Linked DNA regions of Homo sapiens: region 2 is linked to region 1. A link is an interaction called in ENCODE POLR2A ChIA-PET data of the cell type or tissue named here. Cell type or tissue: B cell. All regions are shown on one strand. Links, peaks and the distances in the headings refer to the core of each region. The heading gives the core; the rest is flanking DNA. Region 1 overlaps PPP4R3A (protein phosphatase 4 regulatory subunit 3A). Region 2 overlaps CATSPERB (catsper channel auxiliary subunit beta).

Region 1 (7,227 bases), core at 1-5,000:
TATTAAAAATAATACATATAACCTTCACATCATGTGTTTAATTTGATTCATTATACAAAAAATCCTTTAAGATATTTTTAAGTATAAAAGTTTAATGTCGTACTATCAGAAGTATGCTTTTCTGCATAATTAATATAAGCAATTTTTTTCCGTGTATATATTATTATAGTATATATAATAGTATATATAACTATAGTATGTATAACATGTATATATAACTATAGTATGTATAATATATAGTATATATAACTATATATAATATATAGTATATATAACTATAGTATATATAATTATAGCATATATTCTATATAGTATATATAACTATAGTATATATAATTATAGTATATATACTATATAGTATATATAATTATAGTATATATATTATATAGTATATATAATTATAGTACATATACTATATAGTATATATAATTATAGTATATATACTATATAGTATATATAATATGTATAGATTTTTTTTTTGAGATTGGGTTTTGCTCTTGTCTCCCAGGCTGGAGTGCAATGGCACCATCGTGGCTCACTGCAACCTCCATCTCCTGAGTTCAAGCAATTCTCCTACCTCAGCCTCCTTAGTAGCTGGGACTATGGGCATGTGCCACTATGCCTGGCTAATTTTTTTGTATTTTTAGTAGAGACGGGGTTTCAACATTTTGGCCAGTCTGGTCTCGAACTCTGTACCTCAGGTGATCCACCCGCCTCGGCCTCCCAAAGTGCTAGGATTACAGGCGTGAGCCACTGCGCCGAACCTCCATTTATATTTTTACCATTTTGGAAATAGCCACAAATCTCTCTTCCTCCATTTTGCAGGTTGGAGGTTAAATGACTAAAACAAAATGACTTTAATTTTTATCTAGCAGGGAGAGCTTAACTAAATTACTGATGTGCCCTTGTAAATTTAGGCTGTAAGGAAAACTGAATGCAAAGAATGGACTTAGGCTGGGTGCGGTGGCTCACGCCTATAATCCCAGCATTTTGGGATGCCCAGGCCGACGGATTGTGTGGGCTCGGGAGTTCAAGACCAGCCTGGGCAACATGGCGAAACCCCATCTCTACAAAACATACAAACATTAGCTGGTGCGGTGGCACGGGCCTGTAGTCCTATCTGCTCTGGAGGCTGAGGTGGGAGGGTCACTTGAGCCTAGGAGGTGGAGGCTGCAGTGAGCTGTGATCATGCCACTGCACTGGGTGACAGAGGGAGACCCTGTCACACACAAACACACATACACACACACCATGGACTTAGAAAAAATTCCAGGATACTTGTGAAATACTGTCAGTAATCTTTAGTCGATGATTAACATTTCTTGTCACATCTAAATAGGGATAATAAGTCAAAATTTACTGACTACCTACTATGTGCCAAACTCTTTTAGCAGTTTACTTATATTGACTTACGTAATTCTTACAACAGTGTCTGATTTAGTGCTATTAACCATATTAAACTCCCATGTTACTGTCTACTTGCATTTGCTGCTTTATTAGCCTGAAGGTTTATTTCAAAGAAAATGAAAATTACTTTTAGCCTAAAGATATTTTCGGCCGGGCACAATGGCTCATGCCTGTAATCCCATCACTTAGGGAGGCCAAGGCGGGCAGATCACAAGGTCAGGAGATCGAGACCATCCTGGCTAATATGGTGAAACCCTGTCTCTACTAAAAACATACAAAAATGTAGCCAGGTGTGGTGGCGGGCGCCTGTAGTCCCAGCTGCTCAGGAGGCTGAGGCAGGAGAATGGTGTGAACACAGGAGGCGGAGCTTGCAGTGAGCCAAGATCAGCACCACTGCACTCCAGTCTGGGTGACAAAGCGAGACTCCGTCTCAAAAAAAAAAAAAATTTCAATTATAGTTTATCTACAAGCTTTACATGGATGTTTTTGTGTTGACTGCCAGTTGGGGTCAGCCATTATTGTGTGCTTGCTCCATTCTCCATCATAGGATAATTGATATTTTCTTTTTGTTGTCATGAGCAAAATGGAAAGTATTTCTGATTTTCCATAAATTGAGTCATTTGTCCAATAGAAACTTAAAATTATTGCGCTTTTCCATACTTGGGCTAGACCTAGTCATTATTGTGTTGAAGTTTTTCTTTTCTAAATTACTTGTAGCTTTTCCCCAAAAAAACTTTTGATTTTCAGATTATTTCTTTAGAACAAAATAAATATTTGATTCTTAACACTTTTCAAGTATTTATTGTCTGTAAAATTAAGTTTTTGTGATGTGTTAATCATCCACCTTAGAAATAGGCTATCAGCTAATTTGGTGGTCAGTGCTAGAGATAGTGTGATAGGGGCTTTTGCATACCTGTGAAATAAATGGTGTGTGTTTTTTTTTTTTTTTTAGGCAGAATCTCTGTCATCCTGGCTGGAGTGCAGTAGCATCATCTTGGCTCACTGCAACCTCCACCTTCCAGGTTCAAGGGATTCTCATGCTTCAAGCCTCAAGCCTGGGATTACAGGCGTCTGCCATCATGCATGGCTAATTTTTGTGTTTTTAGTAGGGACACGGTTTCACCATGTTGGCCAGGCTGGTCTTGAACTGCTGACATCAGGTGATCCGCCCTCCTCAGCCTCCCAAAGTGCTGGGATTACAGGCGTGAGCCACCACACCCGGCCGCGTTTCTTTTTTTTAATAAGTTCTCTCAGAAAGGATGACAACATGTCCAAAGTCATTCATCTATTAAGATGGTATGAGTTGGGATTCAAATTCAGGCAATTCATTTTAAACTGTACACACTACTTAGTAATGACAAAGCGTTTGGGAATTTTATAATGTATATAGTGTTAGCATGGGTATAGAAAGGCTGGGTAGTTTTAAAATTCTCTCATTATTGGGTCTATATTTGTGGACGGGGAAGCTATAATAATGCTATCTCAACTGTAGGCTCAGTTCTTGTTAGGGGAGCTTATATGCTCGTCTAAAAATCACAGAAGAGAATTTCTAAATGGAAGTACTTGTGGCCTTCATGTTACAGAGCAGATCTGTCATGGTAAGTACTGTATGCCTTCCCTTCCAAAACCGAGTAACTTGGCACTCAACCTACCTTGCTTTAGAGGAAAAGGGATGTCCCACTAAGCTTCTGGGCCCATTTCTTGGATTGCATCTTTATCCAGTAGGTTTCTGCTGGCAAAATAGGTTGTAAGAACACGTCCCTTTTGTTTTTTGTTTTCTTTTTTTTTTTTTGAGTCAGTGTTTCGCTCTTGTCACTTAGGCCGGAGTGCAATGGCACAATCTCGGCTCACTGCAACCTCCGCTTCCCGGGTTCAAGCGATTCTCCCGCCTCAGCCTTACGAGTAGCTGACATTACAGGTGCCTGCCACCACGCCTGGTGAATTTCTGTGTTTTTAGTAGAGACGAGGTTTCACCATGTTGGCCAGGCCGATCTCGAACTCCTGACCTCAGGTGAGCCACCGCACCCTGCTCTTTTTCTTTTCTTTTCTTTTCTTTTTTTTTTTTTTTTAATTTTTAAGAGCTCTGTTGCCCATGCTGTAGTGCAGTGGCAGGATCATAGCTCACTGTAACCTCAAACTTCTGGGCTCAGTTGATCTTCCCACCTAGCTGGGATTACAGGTGCACACCACTGTGCCTGGGTAATTAAAAAAAAATTTTTTTTTTCTTTTTTTTAAGAGATGGAAGGGGGTGGGTCTTACTTTGTCGCCCAGGCTGGTCTCGAACTCCTGGGCTCAGGCATGAGCCACCATGCCTGGTCCAATTTTTGAATTTTTTCAAAGGTTCTCACTGTATTGCCCAGAATGGTCTCGATCTCCAGATGTGAAGTGATCTTTCCCACTTGGCCGCCTAAAGTGCTGGGATTACACCGCACCTGGCCCATGCTTTTCTTTAAGGAAGATAGATTACCTTATTTCTCTCAGTTTTTATGATAGCCGTATACCTGCAAAGTTCCATCTTCCATTTCAGATTATTTTGTTTTTATTTTTAATTCTTTCAGTGTATGCTGTGTCTGTTAACTTGAAGTAAGGATAATAATTTCATACCTTGCTTATGCTCTCCCTTTGTGGTGAAATCATTATACTACTTTTCTTTCTTTTGTTTTTTCTTCAACTTTTATTTTAAATTCCCGGGTACGTGTGCAGGTTTGTTACATAGGTAAATGTGTGCCATGGTGGTTTGCTGCACAGATCAACCCATCACCTAGGTATTAAGCCCAGCATCCATTAGCTATTCTTCCTGATACTCTCTCTCCCTCTGCCCCTTTGTACTACTTTTCACCATTATGATTTTTACCATATCCACCTGCCAGTTTTACAGTTGATAAATGCAAGGCTGGGGAACAAAGTGAGACCCCCCATCTCTACAAAATAAAAATTTCTAAATTAGCCATGTGTGGTGTTAAACACCTGTAGTCCCGGCTGCTTGGGGCTGAGGCAGGAGGATTGCTTGAGCCCAGAGGTCGAGGCTACAGTGAGCTGTGACTGAGCCACTACTCCAGCCTGGCTGATGAAGCAAGACCCTGTCTCAGAAAAAAAAAAAATGTAGCTCGGGCACAGTGGCCCACATCTGTAATCCTAGCACTTTGGGAAGCCAAGGTGGGGGAGGATTGCTCAAGGCCAGAAGTTCGATACCTGCCTGGGCAACATAGCAAGACCCTGTCTCCACAAAAAGTTTAGAAAATTAGCTGGGCATGTGGCACATACTTGTAGTCTTAGCTACTCAGGAGGCTGAAGCCAGAGAATTGCTTGAGCCCAGGAGTTTGAGGCTGCCATGAACTTTGGTCATGCTACTGCACTCCAGCCTGGGTGACAGAATGAGACCCTATTTCTAAAAACAAAAAATTTAAAAAAGAAAGAAATGTAAGGGAGTTGGAATTCCTCCACACACTGAAGAGTGTCTTTGGCCATAATCATATTTGTGCTCCTTATTACGAAGTACTTGCCAAGGCATCCAGAATAGTGTGCTTACATTGAGTTTTTACCTTGAATTTTATAAAGTATTCTTTACATTTCAAAATAGTTTTATCTGTTCTCTGACTCATATCTTAGAGTTAAACAGGTTAAATTCTCACTGTTACTTGAGGCATGAAGAAAATGAGACATGGAGAAATGTTTTTGTTCAAGGCAGCACTGCTAGCGAATGGTAAAACTGGGATTCTGTGCTGTTTCTGCCTCTTGATAGAACTCCATGTTCATTGTAGGTGGGTCTGCCTCTATCCCTACTGTGATTAGAAAAGGAGGTCAGAACACTTAGGGTGGAAAAGCTTTTGGGGGTAAGAGCTGTGAGAGAAATGAACAGATCAGTCAGTAGTATAGAATCTTGTATATGCCAAGCATTCTGTATATTTATCAAGAAGAGCTCAGTGTCGGTACAAGGGGAAGTATTTCACTTTGAAAAGTTTGTTTATTTAGAGACAAGGTCTTGCTGTCACCCAGGCTGGAGTGCAGTGCCACGATCATAGCTCACTGCAGCCTCAAACTCTTAGGCTCAAGTAATCCTCCTACCTTAGCCTCCCAAGTAGCTGGGACTGTAGACACATGCCACCAGGCCCAGCTGATTTATTTTTAAATTTTTTCAGGGGAGGTGGGATCTTACTGTGTTGCCCAGACTAGTCTTGAATTTCCTGCCTCAAGCAATGCTCCTACCTCACCCTCCTGAGTAGCCAGGATTATAGCTGTGAGCTACCACACCTGGCCCATTTTAGTTTTTAAATGCCACTATGTAATGAGGCATTTAAATTTTTTTCCGAAAAGTCAGGAAAGAAGGACTTGGAGCACATACCTGTTACGGGTTTAAAGCATACTTTAGTCTTGGCCGGGTGCGGTGGCTCACGCCTGTAGTCCCAGCACTTTGGGAGGCCGAGATGGGCAGATCACGAGGTCAAGAGATCGAGACCATCCTGGCTAACATGGTGAAACCCCATCTCTACTAAAAATACCAAAAAAAAAAAAAAAAAAAAAAATTAGCCGGGCTTGGTGGCGGGAGCATGTAGTCCTAGCTACTCAGGAGGCTGAGGCAGGAGAATGGCGTGAACCTGGGAGGCGGAGCTTGCAGTGAGCCAAGATCGCGCCACTGCACTTCAGCCTGGGTGACAGAGCGAGATTCCGTCTCAAAAAAAAAAAAAAGCACACTTTAGTCTCCCACCTACATGAGATTTTGGGCCCCATTGACTTTTCTTTTTTTGAGGCGGGATCTCACTCTTTTGTCCAGGCTGGAGTGCAGTGATCAGGGCTTACTGCAGCCTTGACCACCAGACTCAGGTAATCCTCTCACCTCAGTGTCCCAAGTAGCTGGGACCACAGGTGTACACCACCATACCTGGCTAGTTTTTTCTGTTATTTTTGTAGAGATGGGGTCACCTTATGTTGCCCAGGCTGGCATTAACTCATTTTTGATGGTGCATTCTCTCTACTAATGAAGCATAGTACATAAGTCCCTGCCTTAAGCCTTGAATATTGATAAGGACAATATACTCTAGAAGCTGATGGGTTGAGCTGCTTGCTTAGGAGTGACAAGGGTGTAGCTCTTCTTTCTGAAATCCTTCAGTATTTATCCAAATCAGGGCTGTGGTGAAGACCAAAGTTACTTAAACCCAAACCCAAACACTCCCATATTACTTCCCTGCTACCTGAGTCTAGTTGGTTGATAGTGAAGATAAAACCATAAAAATTACAGGAATTCTCTATACTATCTCGTTTCTTCAGTGAGAGGAAGTTAAATCTTCTAAACAAGTGAATTTTCCAGATGAATAAAAGCTGTGTACCAGAAGGTGTTTTTTGGGTTTTTTTGTTTTTAAATTTTAGAGACAGGGTCTTGGTCTTTCACCCAGGCTGGAGCGCAGTGGTGTGATCATAGCTCATTGCAGCATCAACATTCTGGGTTCAAGCAGTCGTCCTGCCTCAGCTTCCCAAGTAGCTGGTACTACAGGCACATACCACCATGTCCAGCTAATTTTTGCATTTTTTGTAGAGACAGGGTTTGCCATGTTGCCCGGGCTGGTCTTGAGCTGGTCTCCAATTCTTGGCCTCCAGTGATCCACCCACCTCAGCTTTCCAAAGTGCTGGGATTACAGTAATGAGCCACCATGCCTGGCCTACCATAAGTTTTAAAAGTCAGTAATTTTTTTATGGAATGTTGACTAAATGTGTACTGGAATGTTTTTCCTAAACAGTAAATGAATATATTGGTTAACCTCTTATTCGTAATGTGTTTATGGGTCATTATTAATGCTTGGTGTTTATGGGTCATTATTAATACTC
Region 2 (5,000 bases), core at 1-5,000, 150 kb before region 1:
TTTTTCAGTATTTTCTTTAAAGATAACACTGTAACGTTAGTACAAATAGGCAGATAAATGAATGTTCACTGCAGTATTATTCACAACAGTGAAAATTTGGGTACAACTTTTAAATGTTCAGTAGTATAGTAGAAAAGTAGACTATCTCAAGTATGGTATATCCATAAGTTGGAGACTATAGGACAGTGTAGAAGAATGTGCTGATCCACATGAGCTAACATAAAATGATCTGAGATACATTGTTGCGTGACAAATGTAACTTATAGAAAAACAGGTACAATATGATACAAGTTCGAGCCTATTGTTCAAGGTGCCCTTCCTTAGACACCTAACTACCTCCCTGCTCACCAGTAATGTTTGCAGGGCCCAAAGCAAGAGTGAAAATTGAGGTCCACATACCATATGCTTTGGATCATGGATTGTGTTATGCCAGCAATGAGTGCTGCATCCTGAGTAACAGAAGCACCTATGTGTATTCAGTATGTTTCCTGTATGTGTTTGTAATATTCAGGCCCAGTAAGCAAGCAGTCCAGGGCAAAGTTACTTCCTGTCCAAGTCTAAAAGCCTTTCTGTCCTCCCTACCATAAAAATGAAATCAGTACTGTACATATTCTATTGGTATCTGCATACATATGAATGTAAATGCTTCGAATTTTCAAACCGATTAACTGGTCACCTATGGGAAGGGATAGAGGAGACTAGGATTGATTATATTAGATGAGGCATAAAAGGAGAATTGTTTGGATGGTGGTCTCAGATTCTTCAGCCATATTTATAAAGTTGGAAATGTAAGAAAAGCCTATTTTCTTGTATAACTTGTTATTAAAATTAATTTTTTAAAAATCCAAACAACAGAAATCTTCATGTGAATGAGTCTCAGGCTATTAAAAGCGGTAGCAACTGGGAATCATAATACAGAATTGATCTGTTTTATCCTCAAACAACTCTTACCTAAAGATGAGGAAACAGAGAAACTAAGATGCTATAGTAATAAACTAATATAACTATACAGTGAGATAAGTGATTTGAGGATCTACAAAGGTCCCAGGACACATCCCTTGCAAATGACAAGGGGCTCTTCCATGCAAAATATGTGTGCATATATATTTGCCAGACACCTAGAACATGAAGTATTATGTCAATATGGGGTAAACCCCTCCCCCAGATCCAAATGCACCCAGCACTCCATTCTTTTATGAACACGGAATTATTTGGGAGATCATAGGAATAACTTTGTTATTTTATACAATCACTATGCATATTGTGTAGACCGGTACTCTGCCACAGACACCTTCATACACACTCTAGGATGGAAATAGAAGGTAGACAAAGTAGATAAGGAGTCTGTATACGAGTGTGTGTGTGTGTGTGTGTGTGTGTGTGAGAGAGAGAGAGAGAGATGAATGTAGGCATATGGAAAAGATCATGCCACATGGCTATTCTCATGTAGGCTGATAGGTAACTGCCAACTGTTGCATGGCAGCCCTTTAGTAAGGTATTATCTCTTTATTCCTTTAGATATGGCTTTCAGTTGATGGCGGCAACACCTTTCAATTAATAGCTAACTTTCATGATGATATCATAAAGAAGACTTTTCATAGTTTTTATACATCAGCTATTACTTTTGTTTCTCAACGTGGAAAGGTTTACTCGACAAAGGCAGGTAAGAAATTTGCTTTCACTGGTGTAAGCATTACATGTGGCCCAGGATTAGAAGATATATGAAAAACCTGCCGTATTAATCAACTAATCCTAAGACCTCAAAACTATTAGGGGTGATGGATTTGTAGGATCTACAGAAGTAGGATCCTATGGATAGTCCTAAAGAAAGGCAACACTAGGTCACCATGCTATGTTCTCATTTACCATTTCAGAGATATTTTACTGTCCCAAAAGCCAAATAATAACAGCTACCACTTGTCAAGCTACAATTGTGCTCAGCATGTTACAAATATCATCTCATCTGATATTCAGAACAACTTTGCTGAAGTAGGTAATGTTAGCTTACTTTTGCTGATTACACTGATACAACTGACACACAACCAGTAATGGTGGAGTTGTGTGAATGATACACTGCTCTCATCTCTTTCATTTGGTAATCTTGTGCTTTCATTGATCAAGTTTATATAGCTCCTATCAGTGTTTGCATAGCAAAAGAAGTAGTTAATTTTTAAGTATAATTTTATTTCTTAACTAACAAATATTGATTTTACATATTCATGGGGTACAAAGTACTATTTTGACACATATAATGTAGAGTGATCAGATCAGGGTAATTAGCATATCTGTCATCTCAAACATTTATCATTTCTTTATGTTGGGAATGTTCAATATCCTCCTCCTAGCTATTTTAAACTATATAACATATTAGTGTTAACTATGCCATCCTCCAGTGGTATAGAACACTAAAATTTATTCTTCCTATCTGGCTGTAATTTTGAACCCTTTAGCAAATCTCAAAACAGTTAATATTGATTGACCTTAATGATAGTTGCCCACTCCTTTCCAACTCAGTTGAATTTTGCTAACCAGCCTAGGACCCTAGAGTGATAAAGGGACATGATTCTCAATTTATTTCTGTATGTTTGCGACCTGCACTTTCATTTTATTTTGTCTTTCTATTATTGAGTCTTTGAGATCTTGTTTTGTTGAATTTAATTTATTAAGATTTTTTGAGGCAGAATATGGAAGTAAATTTACCTCCTATCTTGGGATGTGCTTTGTCTCAACTTGATTCTTTTTATCTTTTACAAGCTGTTAGTTTCTTCCTTCTCTTCCCTTCCTTTTTTTAAAAATATTTTATTCTTAATTTTTGTGGGTACATAGTAGGTGTATAAATTTATGGGATACATGAGATATTTTGATACAGGCATACACTGTGTAATAATCATATCGGGGTAAATGGGGTATCCATCACATCAAGAATTTATCCTTTATGTTACAAACATTCAAATTATATTCTTCCAGTTATTTTAAAATATATAATAAATTATTATTGACTGTAGTCACTCTGTTGTGCTGTCAAATACTAGATCTTATTCATTCTATGTAATGATATTTTTGTACCCATTAACCATCGCCATTCTCCCCCTACATAATGCCCCACTACCCTTCCCAGCCTCTGGTAACCATTATTCTACTCTCTATGTCTGTGAGTTCCATTTTTAAAATATTTAGTTCCCTCAAATAAGTGAGAACATGCAAACTCTGTCCTTCTGTCCCTGGCATATTTCACTTAACATCATGTCCTCCAGTTCCAATCATGTTGTTGCAAATGACAGGATCTCATTCTTTTTATGGCTGAATAGTACTCCATTGTGTATATGTACCATATTTTCTTTATTCATTCATCTGTTGATGGACACTTAGGCTGCTTCCAAAGCTTCACTGTTGTGAATAGTACTACAATAAACATGGGAGTGTAGATATCTCTTCAATGTACTGATCTCTTTTTTGGGGGGTATATCCTAGCAGTGGGATTGCTGGATCATATGGTAGCTCTATTGTTAGTTTTCTGAGGAACCTCCAAACTATTCTTCATAGTACTAATGTACTCTCCATTGTACTAATTTATATTCCCACCAACAGTGTACAAGGGTTCCCTTTTCTCCACATCCTCACCAGCATTCATTATTGCCTGTCTTTTCGATAAAAGCTATTTTAACTGGGATGAGATGATAATCTCATTGTAGTTTTGATTTGTATTTCACCGATGGTCAGTGATGTTGAGCACCTTTTCATACGCCTGTCTGCCGTTTGTATGTCATCTTTTGAGAAATGTCTATTCAGATTTTTGCCCATTTTAAAATCAGATTGTTAGTTTTTTCCTATTGAGTTGTTTGAACTTTTTATATATTCTAGTTATTAATTCCTTGTCAGATGGGTAGTTTGCAAATATTTTCTTCTGTTCTGTGGATTGTCTGTTCACTTTGTTAATTGTTTCTTTTGTTGTGCAGAAGCTCTCTAACTTGATGTGATTCCATTTGTCCGTTTTTGCTTTGGTTCCCTGTGTTTGTGGGATATTACTTAAGAAATCTTTGCCTAGATTAATGTCGTGGATAGTTTCCTCAAAGTTTTCTTTTAGTCGTTTTATAGTTTTTTTTTATAGTTTTTAGATTTAAGCCTTTAATCCATTTTGTTTTGATTTTTGTGTGTGGAGAAAGAGGTCTAGTTTCATTCTTCTGCACATGGATATCTTCTGCATATGGATATGGATGGCCTAACATATGTTCTATTTATTTCAGAATGATCTATGTGCTGAGGAGAAGAGCGTGCATTCTGCAGCCATTGGTTGACATGTTCTGCAAATATCTATTAGGTCCATTTGGTCTACAGTGCAGATTAAGTCCAATGTTTCTTTTTTGATTTTCTGTCTGGATGACCTGTCCAGACAGAAAATCATGTCCAAAGGTGAACATGGGTTGTTGAATTCTCCAACAGTTATTGTATTGGGATCTATCTCTTTCCTTAGCTCTGATAATATTTGCTTTCTCTATCTGAGGGCTCCAGCATTGAGTGTATATATAGTTATAATTTTTATATCCTCTTGCTGAATTGACCCCTTTATCATTATATAATGACCCTCTTTGTCTCTTTCTATAGTTTTTGTCTTGAAATCTATTTTGTCTGATATAAGTATAGTGACTTCTGCTCTCTTTTGGTTTCCACTTGCCTGGAATATATTTTTCCATCTCTTTATTTTCAGTCTATGTGTGTCTTTTTAGGTGAAGTGTGTTTCTTGCAGGCAACAGATCACTGGGACTTTTTAAAAAAAATCCATTCAGGCACTCTATGTCTTTTGATTGGAGAGTTTAGTCCATTTACATTAAATATTGTTATTGATAAGTCAGAACTTACTCCTGACATTTCATTTTTTTCTGATTGTTTTGTGGTCTTCTCTTCCTTCTCTTTTTCCTTCCTATCTTCCTTTTAGTGAAGGCAATTTTCTCTGGTAGCATGTTTTAATTTCTGTCTTCAAGCTCACTGATTCTTTATTCCGC

Evidence for each region. ChIA-PET counts read pairs that join two places held together with the same protein. Peaks named below come from ENCODE experiments on the same cell type or tissue, not always from the same donor. Only the 100,000 strongest peaks of a DNase experiment are listed, where the experiment ranks them.
Region 2: POLR2A ChIA-PET joins it to region 1 with 5 read pairs; 2 of 35 experiments call an interaction of 5 or more read pairs at or near these places.

What each region holds. Positions count from the first base shown.
Region 1 is chr14:91,500,575-91,507,801 of GRCh38, reverse strand. The region is part of intron 1 of PPP4R3A (protein phosphatase 4 regulatory subunit 3A); the gene reads left to right. Among named protein-coding and RNA genes, the nearest start is that of PPP4R3A, 6.1 kb to the left of the region's middle. In B cell, for the core only: no CTCF peak of the experiment used is centred there; no DNase peak of the experiment used is centred there; H3K4me3 peaks cover 73 bases; H3K27ac peaks cover 1,637 bases.
Region 2 is chr14:91,656,500-91,661,499 of GRCh38, reverse strand. It overlaps CATSPERB (catsper channel auxiliary subunit beta), which reads left to right. Exons shown (of 27, transcript NM_024764.4): 15 at 1,519-1,663. Among named protein-coding and RNA genes, the nearest start is that of CATSPERB, 73 kb to the left of the region's middle. In B cell, for the core only: no CTCF peak of the experiment used is centred there; no DNase peak of the experiment used is centred there.